2 separate regions of the Homo sapiens genome follow, and region 1 is linked to region 2. Evidence: read pairs that join two places in POLR2A ChIA-PET (ENCODE). Cell type or tissue: OCI-LY7. All regions are shown on one strand. Links, peaks and the distances in the headings refer to the core of each region. The heading gives the core; the rest is flanking DNA.

What was found. Peaks named below come from ENCODE experiments on the same cell type or tissue, not always from the same donor. Only the 100,000 strongest peaks of a DNase experiment are listed, where the experiment ranks them.
Region 1: POLR2A ChIA-PET joins it to region 2 with 5 read pairs; 1 of 35 experiments calls an interaction of 5 or more read pairs at or near these places.

The regions. Positions count from the first base shown.
Region 1 is chr17:75,075,179-75,079,561 of GRCh38, forward strand. It overlaps the pseudogene TRIM80P. Among named protein-coding and RNA genes, the nearest start is that of SLC16A5, 11 kb to the right of the region's middle. RefSeq lists enhancers at 3,168-3,397, 3,255-4,383. In OCI-LY7, for the core only: CTCF peaks have their summits at 2,670 (motif pointing right) and 2,871; DNase peaks (open chromatin) are centred at 2,423 and 2,673; H3K4me3 peaks cover 467 bases.
Region 2 is chr17:74,911,556-74,915,922 of GRCh38, forward strand. No RefSeq gene overlaps it. Among named protein-coding and RNA genes, the nearest start is that of USH1G, 9.5 kb to the right of the region's middle. In OCI-LY7, for the core only: no CTCF peak of the experiment used is centred there; a DNase peak (open chromatin) is centred at 2,346.

The DNA of each region.
Region 1 (4,383 bases), core at 132-4,131, 160 kb after region 2:
ACAAGAGCACAACTCCATCTCAAAAAAAAAAAACCACAAAACACACACACACACACACACACAGCCGGGTGCGGTGGCTCACGCCTGTAATCCCAGCACTTTGGGAGGCCGAGGCGGACAGATCACCCGAGGTTGGCAGTTCGAGACCACCCTGACCAAACATGGAGAAACCCCGTCTCTACTAAAAATACAAAAATTAGCTGGGTGTGGTGGCACATGCCTGTAATCCTGACTGCTCAGGAGGCTGAGGCAGGAGAATTGCTTGAACCCAGGAGGCGGAGGTTGCGGTGAGCCGGAGATTGCGCCACTGCACTCCAGCCTAGGCAACAAGAGCGAAACTCCGTCTCAAAAACACACACACACACACACACACACACACACACACACACAGATCAGCCTTTAGGGTGCATCACTGTGTCCATTCCCCTGCCTCAGGGAGCCTCCCCATTCCAGGTCTTCTGTCTTGAGCTTGCACGAACACCCTTGGCTTTCTCCACTTCAGAGCTCAGCCTTACCCTAACTTTCCTGCCTTGGTTTTCCTGGAACACATGGGATTCCAGGCATCTAGCACAGCCTAAGTTTCTCCAGACTTCCCTGGATCATGGCTGAGAGTGAGACCAGAACAATCTGTATAGCCTGGATTGAAATCCCTTTTCCAGCCCAGGAGGTGGAGGTTGCAGTGACCCAAGACTGCACCATTGCACTCCAGCCTGGGCAACAAACTAAGACTCTGTCTCAAAAAAAGAAAAAAAAAAAGAATCGTGAAATCCCTTTTCCTTCCCCAATCCTGGCCTGGCCCTGAAGCCTGGACTGATGCTGCTGTAAGTAGCGGGTGGGGCCAAGCAGCAGCCTTTTCTGGACGGTGCCTGGAGTTGCCCAAACCCTGTGCTTGGGAACTCCAGCTTCCTTTAAGCTGCCATCACACCCTGGGCAGACATCTAGGGCAACTGCTCACTTTGTCCCCTGTGCACAATGGGAAGCATTTGGCAATGGCTTTTACTAAGCAGTTCAAGGCACAACAAAAATCCTCCCATCATTTTCTGAAAATCCCCTTTGCCTAATGCACACTAGGCCACAGTGGCCAAGCCCTTGGCAAAGCCCTGACCTCTGATGTCCAAATAGCTAGGAGGAGGGAAAGGAGATGCCCAGGTTTGGAAAGGGGAAGCTTCTGCTCCACCGGCCCATGGTTCTGGAGGCCTCTGGGCCTGTGGCATCGGCCTAGGTCCTGGCTAACAGGTGGTACCTCTGGCCCCTCCCTGCATCCAGGGGTTCCTCCGACTGAAGCAGTTCTCAGCCTGCATGGAACCCCTGATGGGCATCAACTGTGAGGAAACGCAGAGCTTCCCCCAGCTGCCAGAGACCCTGGCTGAGCTCTGGATGCGGCTGCTGGACATGGGCCTCAGCTTCTTTAACCAGCTCTCAAAGTTCTGGGATTACAGGATTACAGGCGTGAGCCACCGCGCCTGGCCTTTTTTTTTTTTTTTTTTTTTTGAGACAGACTCTCGCTCTGTCTCCCAGGCTGGAGTGGAATGGCGCCATCTCGGCTCACTGCAACCTCCCCCTCCTGGGTACAAGTGATTCTCCTGCCTCAGCCTCCCGAGTAGCTGGGACTACAGGTGCCTGCCACCATGTCTTGCCAATTTTTTTGTATTTTTATTAGAGATGGAGTTTCACCATGTTGGTCAGGCTGGTCTTGAATTCATGACCTCAAGTGATCCGTCCGCCTTGGCCTCCCAAAGTGCTGGGATTACAGGCGTGAGCCACCTCGCTGGGCCCCCACTCAGTCTTGTGTGCCTGAACAAATACAAAGGGAGACGATGTTAGGGTCTGATGGCGGGGGAGGAGGGCGACCTGGGGCAGCACCCACTCACCCTCCAGGCTGTGTCTGAGCAGCGGGCTGAGTTTGGGGACAGGAGCGTGGGTGGAAGCATCCCCTGACTTGTATGCAAATGCCTTGCAAGCCAGCGTCCTGCCCTGGAGGCTGCTGACCCTGCTTCCCCACCTCCACCCGCCAGGTTACTGCAACCTGAACTTTGACCCCGCCACCGCCGGCGACGAGCTGTTCCAGCTCTAGGAGACCCGCTGGGTGCTGAACCTGGGGATCCTCCTGGAGCCCCTGACAGGGGGCGGCCCCTTCCCGGGCTTCAAGCAGTGACCGCAGATGCTGTGCTCGCGCGGCCTGTCCGAGGGCCGCCACTAGGACGGGAGGTGGAGGTGTCCAACTCGTGGGTGTGCCTGGGCGTCACCTACCCCCGCAGCTCCCCGCTCGGCGGCCGCCCGAGCCGCAGCGTGGTCTACCTGCTGGGCCGCAACCCCTTCTCGTGGTGCCTGGAGTGGGACGACAACGCGCAGACCGTGCTGCACGGCGCCTACCACCGCACGCTGGGCGTGGCGCTCGACTGCGACGCCGGCGGCTTGTCCTTCTACGGCCTGGCGGGTGGCGCCAGCCTCTTCTACCGCTTCCTGGCAGCCTTCCTCGAGCCGCTCTACCCCGCGGTCATGGTCAGCAGCGGCGCCTCGGCCACGCTCAAGCGGCGCCCGGAGCCCGCGCCGCCCGTGACAGCACCCCATAAATAAACCTGGACTTATCTAAGCGCTGGCTGGCGCGCCAGGACGGTTCCCGGCCCTGCGCCATCCCACCTCCCAAAACGCAGGCGACCCTTTCTCGCCACAGCCACAGGAGGGCTCTAATCCGGCTAGAGTTCCCCCAGGCACTGGGGACAGTCCCGTGGCCTTGTGGGTGGGGGATTCCTGACTGCGGTGCACAGCCCACTCCCAAACCCCATCCCAGCAGCGTCCTCTGGCCTTGGTTCTCCAGGCTGGTCTTGGCCGCTTGGCACTGGGGCCTGTGCCAAAGGCCTTGTCGTCTGAGAGGGGGCAAGGTTTGGGCCAGGTGGTCAGACTGAGAGGTGGCGCCAGCTGGATTGGGGTACGGGTGGGCTGTCTGAGTGGCTTCATTGTCGCCTGAGAGGTTAAACTGGAGGAGCCCAGGCCTACCTCAGATCCAAAAATGTTGGGCTGGGGACCCAAGCCCAGGCAGGGGTGGGGCTGCTGCCCAGAGCAGAGCTGCTCACTCAGCTGGTGTTTTACAGCCCAGAGGGGGTGTGACACTATCGCGGGTGAGTAAACCTTAAACCCCCTCCACCCTGCTGAGTGCTGCTGAAAGCTGCTCCCCCATCCCCAGCCATCACCAACCCACTCAGCTCCCAGAAGGTAGCACTGCTCACAGCAGAGGGGCTACGTCCATATCCAGGCCTCTGCCATGCGACCAGAGGCTGAATCCAGGCCGAGACCCTGCCAGGGGACCCTGGCCAGGCCATGACTGAGAACTCAGCTCCTCTGTCTGGGGAAGCGGAAGATTTGGGTGCACCATGGAGCCACCTCCACATTTCCAGCCTCAACCAGCCACTTGTTCCTGTGGCTTCTCAAGCAAGGGTTCTCAGCGAGGTTAATGATTGGCTCTGAAGAGGAACTGATACAAATCACTGAAGAAAAAAATCCCAAGGGCAACGAATTCCAGAACCAGCCCACGCGGTGCCCCAGGGGTGTTCCTGAATTCCGTCTCCACCTGGCCTGTTCCGGGAAAAATTAGTGACCCGGTTTTTCCTTCAAGGTGGTCATTTTGGAGCCAGGAGGGCACAGGGGGAGCAGAGTGTTCTCTGAAGGTTGGTGGGGGCGGGGGGGCTCCTCTGAGGAAGCCCTGGCTACAGCCTCGTGGTAGCCTTTCTCCCTGGAGCCTTCGCTCAGCTCTGAGCCCAGTGACTCATTCCCCACAGGCTGCTGCCCCTGTGAAGTAAGGAATGAGCTCGAATTCTTTGCCCCTTATTAAAAGACCTTTTACCCAAAATCCACATCTTGCCTCCCCACCCCACAGTCTTCCTCCTGGCACCAGTGGCCACAGGCTTCTGCAGAGGAGCGCTCAGGTCAGGAAATGCTGAAAAGGTGAGTGCATGACCCAAGTGGGTAGCAGCAGCCGCATACATCTCAGAGTCTTCCCACATCACGGGGCTGGCAAGGACAGGGGCTTCCTCGCCAAGTCCTCCCCGCTCTGAAAGACACTTGGTGGCAGGATGGTGCGTGACACCCTCAGGCACACATCCAAATGTCCCGGGGATGATACTTGCTCTCAAACAGCTGTTCCTTATTTGGGGGAGTCCTGGGCCCCCATAGGTCCGCAATGGTGGTCCTGAGGGTCCTGAAACTCTTTTCAGTATTTCCACGAGCCAGATGGCAAGCAGGCCTGTGCTTTCAAGGAGGCAGGTTAGCAAACCGAATGTCAGGGTGTCTGGTCTCTGCCTGGCCTGTTCCTGGAGAAATTAGTGACCCAGGTTTCAGCCTGTGCTTCATGGGGGAAAACATCACAGGGCGGGCAGGCGTGGTGGC
Region 2 (4,367 bases), core at 368-4,367:
GCTCATGTCATCACCCTCACTGAGCCCCGGGTACGTTTAACCATTGAGGGCCAGGAAATTGACTTCCTCCTGGACACTGGCGTGGCCTTCTCAGTGTTAATCGTTAATCTCCTGTCCTGGATGACTGTCCTCAAGGTCCATTACCATCTGAGGAATCCTGGGACAGCCTGTAACCAGGTAGTTCTCCCACCTCCTCAGTCGTAATTGGGAGACTTTGCTCTTTTCACATGCCTTTCTTGTTATGCCTGAAAGTCCCACACCCTTATTAGGGAGGGATATATTGTCCAAGGCTGGAGCTATTATCTACATGAATATGGGGAACAAGTTACCCATTTGTTGTCCCCTACTTGAGGAGGGAATCAACCCTGAAGTCTGGGCACTGGAAGGACAACTTGGAAGGGCAAAAAAATGCCTGCCCAGTCCAAATCAGGTTAAAAGATCCCACCACTTTTCCTTATCAAAGACAATATCCCTTAAGGCCTGAAGCCCATAAAGGATTACAGAATATTGTTAAACGTTTAAAGGCTCAAGGCTTAGTAAGGAAATGCAGCAGTCCCTGCAACACCCCAATTCTAGGAGTACAAAAACTGAAAGGTCAGTGGAGACTAGTGCAAGATCTTAGACCCATCAATGAGGCAGTAATTCCTCTATATCCAGTTGTACCCAACCCCTATACCCTGCTCTCTCAAATACCAGAGGAAGCAGAATGGTTCATGGTTCTGGACCTCAAGGATGCCTTCTTCTGTATTCCCCTGCACTCTGACTCCCAGTTTCTCTTTGCCTTTGAGGATCCCACAGACCACACATCCCAACTTACATGGACGGTATTGCCCCATGGGTTTAGGGATAGCCCTCATCTGCTTGGTCAGGCACTGGCCCAAGATCTAGGCCATCTCTCAAGTCCAGGCACTCTGGTCCTTCAATATGTGGATGATTTACTTTTGGCTACCAGTTCGGAAGCCTCATGCCAGCAGGCTACTCTAGATCTCTTGAACTTTCTAGCTAATCAAGGGTACAAGGTGTCTAGGTCGAAGGCCCAGCCTTGCCTACAGCAGGTCAAATATCTAGGCCTAATCTTAGCCAGAGGCACCAGGGCCCTCAGCAAGGAACCAATACAGCCTATACTGGCTTATCTTCACCCTAAGACATTAAAACAATTAAGGGAGTTCCTTGGAATTACCGGCTTTTGCTGACTATGGATCCCCAGATACAGCAAGATAGCCAGGTCCCTCTATACTCTAATCAAGGAAACCCAGAAGGCAAATACTCATCTAGTAGAATGGGAACCAGAGGCAGAAACATCCTTCAAAACCTTAAAGCAGGCCCTAGCACAAGCTCCAGCTTTAAGCCTTCCAACAGGACAAAATTTCTCTTTATACGTCACAGAGCAGGGATAGCTCTTGGAGTCCTTACTCAGACTCGTGGGACAACCCCACAACCAGTGGCATACCTAAGTAAGGAAATTGATGTAGTAGCAAAAGGCTGGCCTCACTGTTTAACGGTAGTTGCAGCAGTGGCCATCTTAGTGTCAGAGGCCATCAAAATAATACAAGGAAAAGATCTCACTGTATGGACTACTCATGATGTAAATGGCATACTATGTGCCAAAGGAAGTTTATGGCTATCAGACAACTGCCTACTTAGATACCAGGAGCTACTCCTTGAGGGACTGGTGCTTCAAATATGCACATGCGTGGCCCTCAACCCTGCCACTTTTCTCCCAGAGGATGGGGAACCAATCGAGCATGACTTTTATGGTCCAGACTTATGCCACCCGAGATGATCCCTTAGAAGTCCCCTTAGCTAATCCTGACCTTAACCTATATACCAATGGAAGTTCATTTGTGGAGAATGGGATATGAAGGGCAGGTTACGCCATAGTGAGGTAACCATACTTGAAAGTAAGCCTCTTCCCCCAGGGACCAGGGCCCAGTTAGCAGAACTAGTGGCACTTACCTGAGCCTTAGAACTGGGAAAGGGGAAAAAGAATAAATGTGTGCGGACTTGGAGAAACTTTACGTCTAGCTAAGGGATTGTAGATACACCAATCAGCACTCTGTGTCTAGCTCAAGGTTTGTAAATGCACCAATCAGCACTCTGTGTCTAACTCAAGGTTTGTGAATGCACCAATCAGCACTCTGTATCTGGCTAATCTGGAGGGGACTTGGAGAAGCTTTATGTCTAGCTAAGGGATTGTAAATACACCAACCAGCACTCTGTGTCTAGCTCAAGGTTTGTAAATACACCAATCAGTGCTTTTCGTCTAGCTAATCTAGTGGGGAGTTGGAGAACTTCTGTGTCTAGCTCAGGGATTGTAAACACACCAATCAGCACCCTGTCAAAACAGACCAATCAGCCCTCTGTAAAACAGCCCAATCAGCTCTCTGTGAAATGGACCAATCAGCAGGATGTGGGTGGGGCCAGATAAAGGAATAAAAGCAGGCTGTCCAAGCAGCACTGGTAACCCGCTGGGGTCCCCTTCCACACTGTGGAAGCTTTGTTCTTTCACTATTTGCAATAAATCTTGCTGCTTCTCACTCTTTGGGTCTGCACCGCCTTTATGAGCTGTAACACTCACTGCGAAGGTCTGCAGCTTCACTCCTGAGGCCAGCGAGACCATGAACCCACCGGGAGGAATGAACGACTCTGGACGGGAGGAAAAAACAACTCCAGATGCACCACCTTAAGAGCTGTAACACTCACCGCGAAGGTCTGCAGCTTCACTCCTGAAGCCAGCGAGACCACGAACCCACCAGAAGGAAGAAACTCCAAACACATCCGAACATCAGAAGGAACAAACTCCGGACATGCTGCCTTTAAGAATTGTAACACTTACCGTGAGGGTCTGCAGCTTCGTTCTTTAAGTCAGTGAGACCAAGAACCCACCAATTTCGCATACACTGGGACCACAAGTGCACACCACCAACCAGGTTAATTTTTAAATGTTTTGTAGAGATAGGGTCTTGCCACGTTGCCCAGGCTGGTCTGGAACTTCTGGGTTCAAACAATCCACTCACCTCTACCTCCCAAAGTGCTAAAACGTCCCTTTTTTTTTTTTTTTTTTTTTTTGAGACGGAGTCTCGCTCTGTCGCCCAGGCTGGAGTGCAGTGGCGCAATCTCGGCTCACTGCAAGCTCTGCCTCCCGGGTTCACACCATTCTCCTGCCTCAGCCTCCCAAGTAGCTGGGACTACAGGCGCCCACCACCACGTCAGGCTAATTTTTTGTATTTTTAGTAGAGACAGAGTTTCACCATGTTAGCCAGGATGGTTTCGATCTCCTGACCTCGTAAATGTCCCTATTCTTGATCTAAATCTTTAGGGAAATGAGTCATGAAAGTTGAGCCCCTACCATGTAATATTTTCTCCTCTTTGCTTGTGTTGAACATCCCCACAGGCTCCCTGGAGCAGCTCCTGCTCCTGGCACCCCAGGCTTCTGCCCTGGAGCCACACTGACCCATGGAGCCCCTCATCCTGCTGCCTCTGGTTCATCTCTGCTGGGATGCCAAAGTGCCCCTCGGCTCTCTGTCTTGTCATTCCTCACCCGTGTCCTCTTCTGGACCATCGCGGCAAGGACCAGTGAGTCTTTCCTGAGGTGGGTGCAGTGACCAGGATGGCCAAAGAAGCCGCAGGGAGGTGCGCCCCCAGGGCATGGCTGGTGGAATCCTGTTGTGTTAGCGCCCTTGGCAGCCTGAGTGTGAGGAGAGCATGGCAGCAGCCAGAGACCCGCGTTCTGGGTCTGACTCTTCCCCTCTGTGGGCCTCAGTTTTTCCATCTGTAAAGTGGAGGGAGGTGGCTTGGAACCCCTGGATGGTTGCTAGGCAACCTTCCTGCACCAACATCCTGGGGACCTTTCTGATTGATGCTGAGGGAAGGGAACTGTCTTGAACTCCCTTTGGCAGAAGAAACTGGCCCAGCAGCTTAGGCAATGGAGCAAGATGACTCCAGGGCCCTTCCTCAGACCTGACTGAGAAAACAGAGCCCACTAGGCACCAGCTTATGGAGGAGACTCACCCCTGGGAGAAAGCAGGGCTTCAAATCAGGCTGCCCACGAGCTGCCTGCGGTGATGAGGGACATGGAGACCCCTCTGGGCCTCTGGAGGGCCCTCATGGAGACCCCTCCAGAGGCCCAGAGCCCAGGTGACAGGCAGCAGCCTCCTGGAGTATGTTTCTGCCCATCTCTGGAAAAACCCAGGTAGGCACTGGTGGGAAGAGAGAACATGCATCCTCCTGCCCTCCGTAGCTGCAGGCCCTGGCAACAAGCCTGGAGGCTCAGCCATCCTCCTTGCTCAGGGGGACTCTCCTGCCCTAGTTCTCAGCCCTGCCTCTCCACCAGCTCCTAATTCTGGGCTGAGCTAGGAGAGCAGGTA